Regions from separate parts of the Homo sapiens genome. Here region 2 is linked to region 1. A link is a loop called in an ENCODE intact Hi-C map of the cell type or tissue named here. Cell type or tissue: IMR-90. All regions are shown on one strand. Each heading gives the region's core, and the rest is flanking DNA. Links, peaks and the distances in the headings are about the cores only. Region 1 overlaps HMGA2 (high mobility group AT-hook 2). Region 2 has its middle 23 kb from the start of LLPH.

What was found. Peaks named below come from ENCODE experiments on the same cell type or tissue, not always from the same donor. Only the 100,000 strongest peaks of a DNase experiment are listed, where the experiment ranks them.
Region 2: a loop joins it to region 1, with 6 times the contacts of the local background. A loop is called at or near these places in 3 of 110 quality-filtered maps.

What each region holds. Positions count from the first base shown.
Region 1 is chr12:65,824,628-65,833,425 of GRCh38, reverse strand. It overlaps HMGA2 (high mobility group AT-hook 2), which reads right to left. Exons shown (of 5, transcript NM_003483.6): 1 at 8,045-8,798; 2 at 5,339-5,425. The coding sequence starts at 8,155. It also overlaps the pseudogene RPSAP52. Among named protein-coding and RNA genes, the nearest start is that of HMGA2, 4.5 kb to the right of the region's middle. RefSeq lists an enhancer at 7,216-7,823. In IMR-90, for the core only: no CTCF peak of the experiment used is centred there; a DNase peak (open chromatin) is centred at 6,375; H3K4me3 peaks cover 3,611 bases; H3K27ac peaks cover 2,944 bases.
Region 2 is chr12:66,102,127-66,112,669 of GRCh38, reverse strand. No RefSeq gene overlaps it. Among named protein-coding and RNA genes, the nearest start is that of LLPH, 23 kb to the left of the region's middle. RefSeq lists an enhancer at 4,879-5,380. In IMR-90, for the core only: a CTCF peak has its summit at 5,082 (motif pointing right); a DNase peak (open chromatin) is centred at 5,069.

The DNA.
Region 1 (8,798 bases), core at 3,990-7,989:
AAAAAAAAAAAACTAGAAAAATATTTGGGTGTGATGGTGCCCTGTCTTGTTTGCATGTATCTTGATTTGCATGAAGCCCACTATCCAAAGCCTAGAAAGCACATTTTATTTCCTTCAGTTGCTATTTTTAAAAATATAAACAGTATAAATCAATGTACACTGATATCAAAATCAACTCTACGAATCAATCCCACTAAGTACTGAGGAAATTCTCATTTTACCTTTTTGATAATCCAGTTCTGTAAGTTTCCTAATTTTACATGCAACACTTTTAGCCTTGAAGAGACATTACAATTTGCTATCACAATATATTTTCCAATAGAAAATATAAGTAATTTCCATCACCCATTGTAGTTCCTGCCTATTACCCAAGTTAGCCTTTACTGTCAACTCTGGTGTCCTTATTTTGCACATGCTTATCTTCATGTATACAAACACTAAATTAAAACCAAAGCCAAATGACAGGCAAAGTTATCATTTTCAAAGTTTAAGATTCTTCTCCTCCAAATCTTCTCTCTACTTCTTTGTAATCATAAAAATCAATAGCAATGATACAAGAGATCATTGCTATTGATCACAGGAGTTACCTTCTGAGCAAACATGATCCTAGACAAAAGAGAATGCCTGCACTACTCTTCCCTAATTTAAATAGAATATGCCATTCAAAATTGCTCAGTGTATTAAAACAATATGAAATAATGCAATGCCCTAACAAATAACAGTTCTCTATTTCCCCTTTTCTCTTGGTTGGCAGAACAAAGATTCATAACTAAAACCTTCAGAATCAGTGAAATTAATTCAGTTTCCACTTTGTGCCTTCTGCTCTGTAAACTGCAGAAAGTCAACTAACAAGACAAGACATGTTTGAATGATTTAACTGACATAAAATCCTCTTCAGCACCCATCTATTCTCAAGAAAGAACTGAAATGCAATAGAATACCAATCTGGTATATTCTATCTCCTTAGCAAAATGATCTGTTGAGAACTTGAGATAAAAATGAGCCAGGAATGTAGGTCAGCCAGAGAAATGAGGAGACTTCAAGTTCAGAAGAGTTCAGAAGGATGAGAGCTTCCAGAGAAGTAGAACTATAGGTCCCTTGAAATAAAATTACTTCATAAGATAATTCAAATGTATTTCAATCTCCCATATTTGGATCATAATCTGTGATGATTAAAAGCATTACCAGATAGAATGTGCTGGTGCATTAAGTAAGGCTTTGTCTTCCCTGGCAAAGTGAAAGAAAAAAATTAGTCAATTGTTTAGGTAAGTCAGCCTAAATATCAAGATAATGGAACAACAGTTGGACTTTACTTAATTTCACCTGCTGAATTCATTTGTATCCTCAGATAGGGCCCTGAATCCGCCTGAATTCATTTGTATCCTCAGATAGGGCCCTGAATCCCACAATAAAACTTACCTGCCCATTGAAACACAGAGGAATTAAACTAAATCATAGTAGTTTAATTTAGAAACCATAGGCCAGAATTATATGATAACTTCCAAAGTTACCTTTCCTTAACTCACCAATAATAATGTCTTTGGTTTCTCCTTTTAATTAGGCCTACTATATTCTGAAGAAAATTCTGTCCTCACTCAGCATTTATGCTGAATGATTTTTCTGAAATGGTGACTAAAACTATCTTCTCTCTTTTTAAAATATCTGTGATTGGTGTGGGTAATGATTATGAAAAGCAAACCACATTTCGAGAAATGCAAATGATTAGAAGGAGCATGAAGTAGTCTTTACAGTATCTAATTAATTCAGGCCTTCTTTTTATAGCAAATCAAACATAGAGATTAAACATTTACTCTGAACACATTATTTTAACTATAACTACTTTATCTAGATATTTTCATTCTGCACTTTGCTTCCTAGATCTGTCCATTACACCTAAAGTCAAAAGGGTGGTGAACAAATATATGACATGATGAAGTAGGGTTATCTCACACCTGAGATCTTTTTTTTTTATTTTCATTTTCCTTCCAATAAAATTTAATTCAACCTCAGAAAAAAACTTCCTAAAATATGTGAATGAGAATTGGCTTAAAACTTAAAGGTGAATTTGACCTGAGACCTTCAACACTGAAGAATTAGTGACAACCCCTCCAGTATTCTGTCATGATTAAAAAAGTACAACAAAACCCTAAACTAAAGGAGATTATAACTTCTTTCTCTCTAACCATCTGGGAACTGTAAAAATGCAAAGATTTCCATCCACCACAACCAGGAAAGCAAAGCAAAGCAAAACAAAACAAAAAAGGAAGTTAAGACATAACTGGTCATAGGTGTACCTCAGACTAAAAAATAAATAAAAGGGTAAAGATATGCTCACACAGACGTATACACACATGGACAAATGAATTATTCAGGAAAACTTTAACTTCTGATTTCTTTTATTCAGGTAACTATATGAAACTGATTCAGGGACAAATTTTGAGCACTCAGATTGGAGTTCTGAGGAATGACTAGAATCATTACACAATGGTCATGCATAGTAATTAGTTTTAATGGAATATTAAGTAGATTGAAGAATAATTATCTTCTCTTCCAAAAGTTCCAAGCATAGGAAATTGTGTTCTTATAAATGTCTTTGTTTTACATATTATATAAATCAATTTTCTACTGAATATGGTTTGAAATTGAAGTGATGGCTAATTTAGTAGTCATTCACTTGGTCTTGCAACATTCTGCATGCATTGTCCAGTTTCACACTGTTAATTTTCAAATCAACAGCTTTGTTTTCAAATGTCCCAAGGCCAATTACTGAATCCAAATATAAACTTTGTAAGTCAAGAAACTCCAAGCAGCAAGAAATTTTAAGTATATAACCATCAGGATTTCAGTGTGCATTGCAGCTCCTCTAATTTTAGGCTTCTTTCTTCTCATATACTTACCAGTCTTTGCAATGTATTTTGCATTGTGATGGGTCTCAGTTTACAGGAAAACACTCACTTTGTTACTCATAGAAGACTTCTCATATCTATTCTGGTCAGTCTCACAGGGTATGTTTATCTTACATGTTATGAACAATATAACTTTTTCTAAAAAGATTTGCATTGCAAAATCCTGACGAACATATATGTTTTGTTAGAACACAATATATGCTTAATAAACAAATGTTTGAAAATCATATTTATATAGAATAGTAACATACTCAACAAATTCTGATTTGAAAGTGAAAATACCTTAAGTTTACACATGCCATGAACGATTCATCAATGTCATTCATTATTTTGCAAGGTATTCTCTTCTCCAGATGAAGCGTAATTTATAAAACTGAAGAAAAATAAGTCATGTTATGGGCAAATGTATTTATTCATTTTTATTACAAGAGGGATTTTTATAACACCATTGTAGGAAATAATTGTGTCTGAAAGAATGAAAGATTCTGGAGAAGGAATCTTTAGAAAAAAGAAAGCCTACTTCTGTTTTGGAAATTGGAATAATGTATGCATACACATGAAGAATTTTCAGAAAGATGAGCGGCGTAGGGGGGTCATTTACAAATGCCTGTCACTAGAGTCACTAAAAATAAATCAACCCTTACTTAGGAATAGATCAACTTTAAAAATTTTGCTTTAGGTGGTAAACTAGGCACTAGCTTCAGCTTCCCTTTTCTCAATACAAATTTTGTTAGTCAGTGGTAAGCTTTTTAAAATGAAGCGGAGGCGATGGGAGCGTTTCTATCTATTCATCCAAAAAACATGAAATATAGTAAAATATGGGAGACAATTCATTTTCCTTTTTAGTATTAAATTTCAAATTACTTATTTATGGTGAAATTTAAAGATTTCTTCCTAGGAGATATTATCATGATGTGTTTTTCAGAGGAATTATACCACAGCTTAAATGCGTGTCAGCTATCTAACAAGATATTCATTTGTGCATCTCCTTAGAATAAAAGTAAATTAGGTAAACTCCACACTTACACAACATAGAAAAACTCCTTGGTAAAATCAGTCCATTTTAGTTAATTTATAAATGAGATAAAATGAAACAAATGTAAAGTATTCATATTAAAAATACCAGATTATATATTGCCATTTTTAAATAACAAGGTTACTTAGAGCTATTTTAAAGTTTATTGATTAAATAAGAAACAATTAAATCTAAACTCTAAGAAGCAATTAAATTTAAATATATTAAAAATATGCTCCTCAACTCTGTTCAAAACTGTTAAAACAGACAAGAACTCAGAGTAACTTCCTAAATAACTTTATATGTACCATTAGTTGCTATGGCAGTTTACATACATTACAGTTAGTACCCACAGTCACAAAGAAAATCACACAAAACATTAATCCCCAAACGATGAGCATATAGTCCTTTCTAACAAATACTGTACATGGAGTACCCAAAACCGGTGAAAAGGTATATCCAAATTTAGTTCTGATTTTTGAAACTTTGTTCTCAATTACTACACAAACCTACAAATACAACGCAGAAACTTTTTTTTCCAATTTATTTATAAAGTCAAAAAAGTGACTGGTACTTCTCTATACATGCATTAACCCTGACATAGTTCCTCTTTGCTAGCTTAAACACAGCCAACCTGAAGTTATCTTAAACTGCAAGTTTAAACTTATTAAGATAAACACTGAATATTACACTTAACTGGGTTCCATTCTGCCCAAAAAGAGATATTAAATGAGCCAAATACTTGTTTTAAAAAGTCTCATTGTCCAATTCAGACATTTCTATGTCACTTGATGAAAAGGCATTTTGAGATTATGATATACTATACTGCAGGTTTATTGTAAAACAAACAGTATACTTTATTATCACAATTAAAGCTGCAAAATTCATGGAATTTTTCCACTATCCCACAACTAGATTTACTTCTAATTATCGTCTATTTGGCAAAGTACTTTAATAGGGGGATTTGGTTTGCAGTAGCCATGTAATAAGCACAAAGTAAATCAATCTTTATCATTTTTCAGAGGAAATTGCAAAAACTTTACCACCAGGCAAAATCTATAGTTTTGATTTGTTTTTAACTATTTACAACTGGTGCAAATATTAATTGTGTCATTTTCATCCCGCCCCCCCCGCAACCCCTTCCTTCCTCACTTCTACCCGTTTTAAGGTTCAAATTATTTGGTGGCTGTTTGTTTAAAAACAACACTGTTAAGTATCTTCATAAACTTTTTATGCTGAGCATCTGCTTACAAAAAAGGTTAACTCGCATCTAACTAATGTTAAATGTAAGAAATGAGTCTTGTGTTACCCAGTTGGGACAAATTCCTGGCTGCGGAGTTAGAATGGGAAAGTTACAGGCAGGCTCCTGTAGTCAGTCATTGATGAAGTTAGGAGAGCTTGACTTGAGAAATCTCACCTTTTGAGCTGCTTTAGAGGGACTCTTGTTTTTGCTGCCTTTGGGTCTTCCCCTGGGTCTCTTAGGAGAGGGCTCACCGGTTGGTTCCTAATTGTGAGGGAAAAAAAAATGCTGTTGTGGCAAGAATGTCTGAAAGAAATTGACCCTGACTCTTTAGCTATATTTTCTGCATGTGCTGCTCAAAAGAGCTGTTGGAACACGTTCAGTTCAAGCATAAATGGATGATGATGGTACAGAGTTTACAGAAAGGGGAAATAACTATACTTTTAATGCAAGGGTTCAAAGAGGAAACTCTATTTTGTATATGAAAACTAGATTCTACTTCAAACCTAAAATGGTAACAAAGACTGAAGAGGCATGTTCTAGAAAGAAAGTCATATACTTTTAAGGTGTAAAGTTTACAGGGCTATGCATTTGGCAACTCATAGGAATAATAGGCATTTTAAACGAACACCACTCTGCATTATACTAGCATTTCAAACAACAGAAATACGAAGCTACCATCACAGATATTTCAACAATCTTCCATATTGAAAAGGTGGCCTTTAATCATCTTTGTATACCTGCCTTCTAGGTGGATTATGATTCAACTGACACATTTTGAGTGAAATACTGGAGCAATTATTCAAGTTCTTCAGTTCAAAATAACTCCATTCCCCCTAAAATTTCCAAATAATTATAGTAAATCTATGGTGGGAGGTTTTGCTTGAATCATCTAGTTAATTGCTTCAATTCTCCACTTCCTTTTGGAGATGCAGGCATGGCCTCCAGTCTAAATTTAAATATCTTTTGATAAAAATAAACATATTTTCTTCAAAACTTTCTTTTGAGAAAACTCTTATGGGGGTGGAGTGGAGAAAACTAAAAGGAGGTAAAAGCGAGGAGGAATGGAGTGTCTGGGAATGAGAAATGGAAGCAATCACTTGGTTTAGCAAAACTTTAAATGGCTCCTATGCCAAGTAGTAAATACTCAAGTGGTTAAGAGAATGCGATGATTAATATTCCAGATCCCAAATATTTATCCAGTGAATCATCTATTCACATTTCATTCAGATTCGGTGATTAAGTGAGACTAATTAACTTAAAACCCATGAACGTCCTCAATGAAAATTCGCATCCCATTTAGAGAATTCGGGAAGGTTCCCTGCAAGCTTCTGTGGGACCACTAGCACCAGTGGGCACATCGAGAGCAAACACATCGGAGACAAATTTTTCTTTCTTTGTGAACTCTGCCTTAACTCAAAGGTAAAGTATCCAATCACCTCCAGACCCCATTGTAATTTCTTTTGGATTTTTTTTTTTTTTTTGGAGGGGGGGCAATTAGTGAGTTAGAACTGGGTGGCGGGTGGGAAACAAGTGGGGGAGGGCAGAGACTTCCTGGGAGGTGTAAAACAGGATTCAAATGCGGTGTAAAGTGTCGCTTGGGCAGAGCGGGAAAACTCAGGGGCCTCTAGATCGGCTTGTTTCCTTTGATGATTTCAAAAAGGTACAACTCTCAATTTTTCTAAAATGCACTGGCAAGCAAACATTGTTCAGTTTCCCCACCTTGCTCTCGGACAACTTTGGGACTCTAGGATTATTTTCTAATCGGCGTGTTTGCCATGAAGGAAGCGATTTAAGACTAAGCAGAGAGCAAGTTTTAAAGCCCGAGAAAGTGGAGTTTAAATGTTCTCAATAGACATATCCCGCTCCAACTCTGCCCGCCGCGGCTTGGAAATTACAGCGAACAAAACCCCCAGCCCTGCGCGCTGAGCGCAGCTCTGCAAGCGCCGGCTGCACGCTTAATTGGTTGCATCCGCAGACAAAACCCTCCACTCCGCAGGGTCCCGGGCGCCCCTCGATCGTCCCCTACTCAACCCCCGGCCACTGGCCTTGGAGAAGAGCATTTAATGGCTGCAGCTCTGAGGCGCGAGATCCAGGGGCAAAAGGGGGACCGGGCCCCTGACAAGGAAGCGACCCTGGCTACCCTGCACTCTCTTGGACACTCCTTTCAACGCGCCCTTAGCTGGGCGAGTTAACCCCGTCCTGCGGGGAACCAGGCTCCCCGTAGCCCCTGCCCCGGGCTCCCTCCGGCGGCCGCCGCATATTTAAAGAGCCCAAAAAGGACCAGGCAGCCGGGTCTCCATGCGTTCTTTGTCGGGAGGGCGCGAGTCTTGGGCCACCGAGAGCTTGGAGGAGGGCGCCAAGGGGGCGGCTGCGGCGCGCCAGCCCCCGACCCGCGAGCAGCCCCGGGAGGCGGGAGAAAGAGCCTCCGGCCCCCAAGACTCTAGCCCCTTCAGCCCAGATCGGCCGAAGCGCCCGGGTCCCCGGCACCTCCTTCCTCCCGGGCAGTTGCAAAAGCAACTCGGAAAGCGCCTGCGAGCCCGGGTTTGTCGGATCCCGGTCGCTTCCAGTCACTGGGCGACACCGCGCCACTCGGGGCCGTGCACAATAGCGAAAGTCCGAGGACGCGCTTCGCCCGACCCCACCTCCCGCCTTCCCCGGGCCGCCCGCCGCGGCTCCCCACCTCCCCGCCCGGAGGGTTGCTGGCGCCCCGGGGCCGCGCGGCGCACTCGTGGGGTCTGCGCCGCTCCCCCCGGCCGGCCGGCGGGCAGTGTGCGACGGCCGCGGCGACTGGGCTCCCGCACTCCGGCCGCCCCGCGCGTGTCTGGGCCCCGGCAGTGGGGACGGGGTGGGCTGGTGCCCCCACCGCGCCCTCGTACTGACTTGCTGCTGCTTCCTGGGGCGGCCGCGTCCTCTCTTCTGAGGCGCTGGGGCGGCAGGTTGTCCCTGGGCTGAAGTGGACGGCTGCCCCGCGCCCTCACCGCGTGCGCTCATCCTGCCTCCCGCCGCCGCTACCGCCGCTGCAGCCGCTTCGCCTCGACCGCCCCGGAGCTGCCCAGCACCTTTCGGGAGATGAGGTGATAGGGCTGGGGACGCCGGCGGGGCGAGCGCGAGCTGGCGGGCTGCGAGGGCTGCTGTTGCTTAGGCTGCCGCCGCTGCCACCATCAACACCGGACGTCCAGCGGCTGCCAAAAAGAGAAGAGGGGAGGAGGAGGAGGAGAGGAGGAGGCGCTGCCGGTGGCGGCGGCGGCGGTGGGTGGGTGCCGGAGGTGGAGGTGGCGGTGGAGGTGGAGGTAGCAAGAGGAGGAGGGAAGCGAGGGAGAAGGAAGAGAGGCTTTGAGGTCGCAGAGGCTCCTCTCGCGGGTTGGGATCAGGAGTTGCGGGCACCGGGAGCACTTCGGAAGCGGCTTGGAAAGGGAAGAGACTTGGAGTGAATTGTGTCCCTTGAAATGTTAGGCGGGGAAAGAATTCCTCCTCCTCTTCCCCCCACCCTGCGAGAGAGAGAGAGAGAGAGAGAGAGAGAGAGAGAGAGAGAGAGAGAGAGAGAGAGAAGAGATTGAGATTGAAAGTGCCTTGGGCAGTCGGAAAGCAAAGGAGGATGGGGAGACTCCGCCGGGATAGGGTCGGGCACGGAGCA
Region 2 (10,543 bases), core at 3,556-7,555, 280 kb before region 1:
GATCTTTTCTGTAGGTCTGTTTCTGCCGTAGTTAATAACCAATCCTTTCCCATTGGTGGCTGTGCCTCTTTGTTCCACAGGTAGTATAACATCTTTTACTTGAAACAAAACAAAACAGCAGTAACAAACTTCCCCCCTCCCCCATGCCCTCCATCAAAGGCCAGATTTTTTTTGTTTTTGTCTCTACTCTTTCCCTTCTAATTCATCTTGTGTGGTTGTCAACTTCTTTTTCTTTCCATAACTTTTGTTGTTTTTTCTCATAAAAGTAACACATGTATGTTGGAGAAAATTTTAAAACCCAAGAAAGTATAAATGAAATAAATAATTCATAATCCAACCACCCAGAGAATGTGTAGCTCTGTGTATATTTTCATAATTGTCTTAATACTGTATAATTTTATATTCTGCTTTCTTAACTTTATATCATGGGGATTTTTTTCCCATGCTGCTGGAAATTTTTTAAGAGTGTTGTTTGAAAAGTTCCCTCATTCTGTCTTGTGATAAACTATATATTTTTTTATTTGTCTACTTTTGGACATTTAATTTTTTTCTGAAAAAACTTTTTATTTTTGCTATTAAAATACTTCTCTGTAATATTAATGACCTTACATGTAAGTCTAATCCTTATCTGATTATATTCTTGAGGAAGGGTTCTAGAAGAGTATGAACTTTTCTTTAAGACTCCTTATCTGTATTGCCAAACTGCTCTCCTGAAAGGCTGAAACAATTAGTAATCCTTCCAGGAGTGAGTGAGTGCTTGTCTGGGGTACCCTTGAAGGGTTGTAAAATTTAAGCCTTTTAAAACATTCCTTTCAGTAAGTCATTCTCCTGCTAGGAAACTTCCCATGGCTGCAAGACCAAATTGAAGCTTCTTAGCATACTCTCTTCCATTTCTTCACTTCCAGTTGATTTCACAACCACTGCAATCTGGCAGGTCTAACATTATATTGATGTCTAATACCAGGAGTGACAAATTGGTACCCTTGCCCTGGAGAGACTTTGTACAGTGTTCTGCTTTGTTTTTTTGATGAGATTGTTGCCTTTAGATGGGTCAGACACTTCTAAAGTGATCTCTAGCTAGACAGTCCCTTTTGTTTGACACACACTGACCGGCCCTGGGAGGAAACTGCCTTAGGTAAACCCATGCCACTTACGCTCTGTAATCTCTTTTCCTCACACACTCCATGGCTGTCACTGCCAGGGCATCTTGGCTTCTACTGCTTTTTCCTGAGAGAAAACAGTAGATATTTTATTGTGGTAAAATATACAAACATAAACATTTATCTTTTTAACGATTTCTAAGTGTGCAATTCAGTGGCATTAAGTACCTTCACAGCGTGGTGCAATCATCACCACTGTCACTACTGTTTCCAGAATTTTTTATCATTTCAAACAGAAACTCTGCACCCATTAAACAATTACCCCCCATTCTCCCCTCCCTCCACCCCTAGTCTCCACTATTCTGCTTGCTCTCTCTGAATTTGACTACTCTAGATACCTCATATAAAGGGAATCATGGAATATTTGTCCTTGTGTGTCTGGCTTCTTTCACTCAGCATCACGTTTTCAAGGTTCTCTATTATCCATCTTGTAGTATGCATCAGTACTTCATTCCTTTTTAAGGCCAAGGAATATCTCATTGTATGCATATATCACACATTGTGTATCAGGTTATCTGTCAATGGACAGATATATATTCTTCTGATTATTCCTCTGAGATGATTTTGAGGCCCACAGTGCCAGCTCACTCAAATTTCCCATTCTGAGAACTCTTTTTTTGTTGGTCTACCTCAATGTCATATAACAAGTGACAAAAACATAAGGGGCTGGGAGCAGGAAGGAGCAAAGGGAGATTCACAGGCTGTATGAATGTGATAATGATAAATTTTTACTTTTTTTGTAAAAAAAGAATGATTTAAAAAAACTCTTGGTAAACAATTATGACATAGCATTCACATTTTTGGTAGCAGATTTCAGGTGTTTTCAATACTTTTCAACTGATACAAATAGCTTTTTTCATTTGGAGAGTTGGTGGTGGGAGATGCACAGAGACCCTCAATGCTTTACTTATGCTGACTTGTGACATCTATTATTATTATTATTATTATTATTATTATTATTATTATTATTTTTGAGATGGAGTCTTGCTCTGTCACCCAAGCTGGAGTGCAGTGGTGCAATCTCAGCTCACTGCAACCTCTGGATCCTGGGTTCAAGCAATTCTCCTGCCTCAGCCTCCTGAGTAGCTGGGACTACAGGCATGTGGCACCAAGCCCGGCTAATTTTTTTTGTATTTTTAGTAGAGATGGGGTTTTGCCATGTTGGTCAGGCTGGTCTCGAACTCCTAACTTCAGGTGATCTGCCCACCTCGGCCTCCCAAAGTGCTGGGATTACAGGCGTGAGCCACCACACTCGGCCATGACATCTATTATTTTGTTTGATGGTTTAACTTCTGAATTTTGGGGGGTTGTATATTTCATAACTTTGGCACTATATTTTAAGTTTCTCCAGGGAGGAGACCATTCTGTGGTTTGATACATCCTACATTAAAATCAGATAAAGAACATGCATTTCTTAAAGGACCTGATACATATTTGGAACTCCTTAAAATCTTTCTTTTTACTTTCTGTTTCTTCCAGCATTACCCAACATGATATCACACAGATAGCAGTCATCCCATAGTTTACTACTTAATAAATTGGTTAGTCTATTGATTCCAGCTTTCCAAAGGGCCTATTATTTTAAAATATTTGACACTAGAATATTTGAACTATTTATCTTCCCTATAACCACTGATATTCTAATTATGATATATTCGGTCCTGATCTTGAGCTATCACACAAAGTTATCAATTTCTAACAACCCTGCATAATGAAAAGATTTCAGGAGCAGAAGATGAAATTTTTTCTTGCCAAATTATATCTTTCTCTGTGGGCCTGTAGTAATTTGCATTGCTGGTTTACGTAGTACAATATTTTAGTGTGTGCTTATTATACTATCTTAACTCCCTGAGATTTACCAAGGACAAATGTGATTTTAATATTATATTGTATTTCATTTCACAGGTTTGTTTCATAACCTCAATAGTTATTTCTAGTTGTGATTCTGTTTCCTTTCTAAATGTGTTAATAAAATGCTTGCATTAAGATTGGCTTGACTCCAGAATCTGATATGGTCATGCTTCAAGTAAGTGATAAAACTCATGACAATATGGCACTTGGAGATGTTTGAATGCATCCTAACTATACAAGTGGGGAAATTCTTAGGTCCTTACAGAGTTAAATTAAGGTCAGACCTGGTTTCCGACACGAAGTTCAGATGTATTGGCAGATCCCCATGCTTGCATTTATTATACTGTAATTTGGGGCTTAAAGAGTTATATCCAGTCCATCCCCAACATCTGGATAGTGTTTATAACGATCACATTTGATCCTAATGTAATTTTGTTGGGGAATTCACTAGAATTCCTCTGTTGGCTACATTACAACTGAACATGAGATCTGCTAAAATATTACTAAAAAACTAGTGAATATCCATAGAGAATACAAAAATAGTTAGATTTCATCTCCCCTCCCCTTCCCTTCCCCGGCCAATAGCCACTAGCCCATCATACTCCCCTATCTGGGCTTCCTTGTTTCCATTGATAGAATGGGGGTGATGCTTTAATAGCAGCTAACATTTGTCAAGGGTTTTGAATCCTGAAAAGCAGAGCAGGCACAAAAATCTTTCAAGGATGATTATTGTATGTGTGCAACCTCAATGGCAGTGTCACAGACTCAACTGATGTAGATGACATGGGCATGATGGCAATTTTTCCTTTCATTTTCATTTTGATTTAGATGCTATTGCATAGAGTTAGGAAGACATTATTTGGGAAAGTAGAGCCAAAGGATTGGTTTTAACCACCCTTCCCCCATCAATGGAAGCCCCAAATGAATCAAACGGAACCTTTTAAGGTTGTAAAGGGAGCCTTTAATTATGTGAGATTGACAAGGGGGACATTTGGGAAGTTTGGCAATGCAGTTTCAGGGCCTCCCAGCCCTGCCAGCAGGAAGATTATTAACATATTTCATGTAATTTGTGCATTGCTATGTACCCTCCTCATGAAATAATTTTAGCATTCAAAAAGAGACAGCTGGGAAGAGGAAAAGACAGATAGGGAAGGACAGAGACTGTAAGAGTCTTTAGAAAGGGAAAATTATTTCATTAAATCTAAAGAGCATATGCTTTTCTGATGTATACCATATGCAAGTCTATGCAAATTATTTAATAGCACTGCACTCAGAGTAATTTCCATTTCCTCCCTAGCTTGTGACGGGACTATTCCTTTTAATCAGATTAGATGACATTCTCCGCAAACTTTTGGGGGTTTTAACTTAATTTGCCATGCTAAGTAGTTAGGGTAATTTGAAATAAAGCAATCAGTGGGCAGAAAAGAATGAAGCCAAACCTCGTTTCTGTCTTTGAGATGAGAGGCTGGCCGGCTGTGTGAGCCCCACAGGACTTCTTTCTCTTCTTCTCTCCTGCTCCTCAGCACCTGAGACCTCAGCAGAGTTTCCAATGGTCAGTTGTGTTGTTTTGATGGCACCTAATCAGGTCTGTTTCCCATCCATGGGGCTCGCGTGCGATGCTGCATTCCATTAGGCCTCCACTGTCACAATTTATGGTGCTGCCTCAAGTAATGATGGAAAAATGAATTCACATTCCTTAAAAAATTTTTCACCTGGGGAGGTCGTGGACACCTAAAGGGGTCTTTGAAATGGTCTGAAGGGGCCCTGCAGATATTCCATTCTAGAGGTTCTGGAGAAAGGGAGCTATAATCATCTAGTACCATGGATGGACAAGAGTTATCAAGGAAAGTCCTGGCAGGAAAGAATTCACATGGGACGCACGCCTGAAGGGACAGCAACCGATCAAGGGCGGCTGTGCTGCAGTAGTGCCAGCCCTTGGCAAAACTGTGAAGCTTGTTTTGGGGCATTGCTCACAGTTCTGCAAGCGGTGTGTTTGTTGCACAATCCCAGAGGGTCCATTGTCTTGTAGTCATAGGGCAATCTGTGTGTTAATACCAAATTTTTCCAGCAGATGGCAGTAAAGGGTCTTGAGGAAGGAGTGACTTCTAAAATCTTATCAGGTTGCAGTTTGGACTAGACTAGAGGGCCATCGGCCTTCCCTTTCACGGTTCTCTGTTTTACGGATGGCGGTGTTTGAGGAAAGGGAAGATTTTAATTGCTTAAACGAATTCCCTGCAAAGTGTTAGCAGATGAGGTTTAAATATCATCTATATTAGGGCTGTTAGGGATTTACTAGCCACCAAGATATAAAAGAGAGAACTTTAATGGTGAAATTTCATGCACTGAGACAAAGAGAAAAAATTGCTTTTTCCTTTCTTTCCTTTTTTTCTTCACACCCACCTTCCTTCCAAGACAATGCTTCAGCTGGGATCTTGGTTTTGAGGCACCGAGGTCGGCTCCCAGGATCTGTTCCTGTAGCACATGGAGGCACTTCTTATCAAAGATTTTTGAATGTAAACAGGCTGCAATCAATTAACTCTTTAAAAATTACTAAGGGCAGGCCGGGCGCCCAGCAATTTGGGAGGCTAGGGTGGGCGAATCACGTGAGGTCAGGAGTTCGAGGCCAGCCTGACCAATATGATGAAACCCGTCTTTACTAAAAATACAAAAAAATTAGCCAGACATGGTAGCATGTGCCTGTAATCCCAGCTACTGTCTCAGAGGCTGAGACAGGAGAATCACTTGAATCTGGGAGGCAGAGGTTGCAGTGAGCCGAGATGGCGCCATTGCACTCAAGTCTGGGCAACAAGAGTGAAACTCCGTCTCAAAAAAAAAAAAAAAAAAAAATTACTAACGACATCATATAACCAATCCAGGATCCTTCCTACATGCAGGGAGGAAAGAGGAATAAAGTTTTCTGAGTGCCTATTGGGTCTTTCCTTTCATTATTTTTCTTAATCCTGGATGCCATCCTTTTAGGTGGTTATCATTTTCCTCATTTTACATAGAAGTAAATGGGTAGTCAGAGAAGGTAAGGCACCTCCAGGAAGTCTCCCAGTTAACATGTGGATTCAAATCTTTTATTTATTTATTTTTATTTTATTTTATTATTATTATTTTTTAATAGAAATAAAGATGGATGTCTCACTATGTTGCCCAGGCTGGTCTCAAACTCCTGAGCTCAAGCGATCTTCCCCTCTTACCTCCCAAGGTGCTGGGATTACAGGCGTGAGCCACGGAGCCCTTCCTGGATCCAAATTTTCACCTGTCTGATCCCAAAGCCCAGCCTCATGTCAGTAGAGTGCTCTACCACATAACTACTAAAGATAGGACTAAAGATGACTTCTTTTTTATTATTTTGAGTTTTTTGTTGTTGTTGAATAGGCAAAATATATACATGTACGACAAATTCAAATACACAGTCGCAAATACATTTCTCTGGTTTCATGCCTTGTCTGGGGCCACCCTCCCACAGGCAACCACAGTTATAGTTTCCTATGTAGTCTTTCAGAAACGTTTTGGGCTTTTATAATATAAGCATATACATATATATCCTTTTTTTCCTTACATAAATGGTAGCTCACGAAACACACTGTTGCGTCTGTCTTTTTTCACTTAACAGCATATCTTGGAGGTGGGCTAAATAATTCTCTTTAAGAGCTTCAGAGTTGGAAATACTTTCCATCTTATGTATGTACCATAATTTTATTTAACTGAAATTGATCTATTTAACTGATATATTTATTCAAATGAGATTGATGACCCTTACAAAGATTACATTGTTAAATGACCATATTCCACTCAGTGTAGCCAGCCTTCAAAACCTTGCTGATGAATGAATGCCTCAAAATTGCAATAAGCATATGGCTTCCCAGAGTGACTTAATATCGGGTAAGCTTCTGAAAAGTTTATTTTGTGCTTTAAAAAGTATTCTCATTTCTAACATATGCATTTGCATGTGCACACACATACATTCTCACCACTTGAACCAGAATTAAAGGTTACCAATGAAAGAGACCAGGGTCTCAAGATGTTCAAGAAAAGTGAGCAGTGCTTATTGGATCTTTATCCCTCTTTTATAGTAGTGAGACAATAAAACAGAGTCTGTGGTCTGTCTAAACCTCAACTCAGCTTCTTTGGAGTAGGATGATTTGGATCAGTAAGAATCAAGTAGGAGTAGATCAGCCTTCCGGGAGAGACAGAGAAGGAAATCACAAAAGAAGCAATTCTATAATCTCTATAGATAAAGAAGGAAATTCCTTTTTAATCCAGTAAACTTTAAGCTATTTAGATAGAAAGAGTCTTTTCATGGCTAATGTGAATGCCAGTCTGCTTTCTATGTTGACACCTTATGAATTGTAACTCTAAAAGTGCTCATCATGGACGAGGTTCTCTACAAAATTTAAAAAAAAATTAGCCAGGTGTGGTTGTGCACACCTTTACTACCAGCTACTCAAGAGGCTGAGATTGGAGGATTGCTTGAATCAAGGAGTTTGAGGCTGCAGTGAGCTATGATCACGTCACTGCACTCCAGCCTGGGAGACAGAGAGAGACTCTCTCTAAAATTTTCTTTTTTTAAAAAAGGACCCAGGAGTTCCTTAAAAGATGGAATTTATATCCCATTAACTTTGTATGCTCCCCAGAAGTTATAGGAAGCTTCTCTGTGTATGTGTGTGTGTGCACGTGCACGCGCGCGTCTGTGTGTGTGTGAGAGAGAGAGAGACAGCGAGAGAGAGGAGAGAGAGAGAGAGACGGAAACAGAGACAGACAGAGAGAGCACACAGCACTTATTCTCCCAATATCCACCTGTATTTAATGACAGGCCCTGTCTAGGAATTTCCAAGATGTCAGTGGGATATCCATGATGATGAGACTTTCCAATATTCCACATAGTTACGTACATTTCTTCCTTTGTTGTATACTCTCTATTCAAATGGCAAATCTATTTGCCCTATTTCCCAGAGCTGACTTAACCCATTGCAAGCAGCAATTTGATTTGGAAGTCTAGGATCAAGGTTGGTATCCTCCAGCAACAACTGTTCCTACTGCTCCTCCCCACACCGTGGGATTATTCACACCACATGCACTCCATCTCTGTACTCGTCCCTTGCCCTCTTATCTTAAGGCTGTGATACAAACCTCTGGATGGGTGGAGGCCTCTTGCCTTTTCTGGTTGCAAAGGATCTCAGAAATAATGACACTAAAGCAGAGGGGGCAGACAATGACCTCCAATTAACTTGAAGCAGAAGCTGCCAGAATGGAGGAGATACAGGTGAAGCAGTGAACAAATGGCATGAACTGGATGATACAGAATCATGAAATTTTAGATTTGGAAGAAACCTTAGAGGTCATCTAATCTAGTGGCTCTAAAGCATGACCATGGGCGTGGACTGAGAAATATTCACACACACACACACACACACACACACACACACACGCATGCATCAGCAGGAACAAATTTTTGCCACATCATGCAGGTGGAAGAAATGTTACATCTATTTAAATCAAGTAAAGTCAGGTCGGATCAAGGTAGGGAGACTCTCCTTTTCTTTGGGTGGTATAAGTGTTTCTGGGGGACTTGTGTAACTGGGGACACAGTTAACTGAAATGATGTTGCATGAGGAGCTCAGTGGCTTATAATAATAAGCCAGCAAGCTTATTATTGTTATAACAATCAGCTCAAACTCAGTGGCTTATAAAAATAAGCATTGCTTTCTTATGCTCACAGGTCTGCTGGTTAGATGAGGGCAGATAGGTTTAAACTATACATTGGGTTCAGGTGTGCCCCATGAGTCTTTCATTCTCCCTCAATCAGCAGCTATCCAGGACATGTCCTTTTCAAGGAAAATGCCAGGAATGCAAGAGATAAAAGAAACAAGGCAAGTCCACTTCAAGCCTCTGTTTCATTCATACCTACCAACACAAGTCACATACCCAAGCCCAGTGCGGGGGTGGGAAAGTACCTTCACCCACAGTGGGAGGGCGCTGTGAAGCTGCATGGCAAGTGGCATGGATGTATAGCCTTCTTACAGGTTAATAAATGTCTTAGTCCATTTGTGCTGCTATAACAAAATACCTGGATGATTTATAGGGACTTGGTGATTTATAAATCCTAGAAATTTATTTCTCACACTTCTGGAGGCTGGGAAGCCAAAATCAAGGCACTGGCATCTGGTATCTGGTGAGGGCTGCATTATCTAGAGGGGAAGAGTGCTGTGTCCTCACATGGCAGAAGGTGGAAGTGCAAGAAGGAATGAACTCCTTCTGTCAAGCCTCTTTATAAGGGCACCTAATCCCACTGGAAGGGACACATTCCAACTATGCCAGTGGAGAGTTGGACTTATAATGCCACTCTTCATCTGGATTCCAAGACACTTCACTCATGGTTTTCTGCCTGTCTCACTGGAGCTTCCCTCTCAATTTCCTTTGTGGCTCCTTCTTCTCTCCACAAGCACTCACCATTGGAGAGTCCCAGGGCTCATTCCTTTCCATTGACTACTCTCATAGCTGTAAATACTGAGGACACCCATGGTTCCATCTCCGACCAGCTCTCCTGAGCTCCAGAGGCAAAATCCCCTTGAATGTCTAACAGATGTCTCAAACTCAAGTGTGTCCCTTCCAAAATTGCTCTACCTACAGCCTTCTCTCAAAGTGGAAAATCCATCCTCCAATCATTTAGGCCAACATCCTTGGAGTCATCATTGAATCTTCTCTTTCTCTCACATCTTTATACAATTTCTTGACAAATGTGATTGGTTCTACTTTCAGAACTGAATCAGCATCTTACCACTTTTTAGCATCCTCACTAATTACCATCTTTGTCTACGCCATGGTCATCTCTCATCTGGACCACTAAGATAGCCTCCAAATAGGTCTCCTTGTTCTTACTTTGCCGACCTATTGTCTACTCAGAGCGATCCTTTTGGAATGTAATTCATATCCAGTTATCTTCTGCTCAAAACCTCATTCCATCTAAACTAAAAGCCCAAATCCTTACAATGCCCTATCATTTTTCTACACTTTATTTCTCTGACAATCATCTCCTGCTGTTCTCTTCTTCACTTACTCTGCTCCAGCCATTCTGGACTCCTTGCTGTTTCTTAAACATATCAGCCATACTCTTGCTTTAGTGACATAGCTTTCTCTTTCTCAAGAACTTGTCCTCTAGGTATCTGCTGCTCTCAGATATTTGCCCCAGATATCTCTCTCACCTGCTAATCTTTGCTGAATGTTGCCTTCCTAATGGGACCAACTCTGGCCAATACATTTAATATTGCAACCTGACACCCCTCCCCAGTCCTGCTCTAGTACTCCTGATTCTCCTTAACCTATTCTGCCTTCTCTCTTTTCATAACACTTATCACCTTTAAGCAACATATAACTTACTACTTTATTAGGTTTATTGTTTATAGCAAGACAGTTTGTTTGAAAGGCAGAGGTAAGGCATATCTTTTTTGTAGTCATGCAAAGATTCCATATTTGTTAGCAGTGGCCTTCACTTGGTGCAAATGCACAATAACTTATAGAGTCTA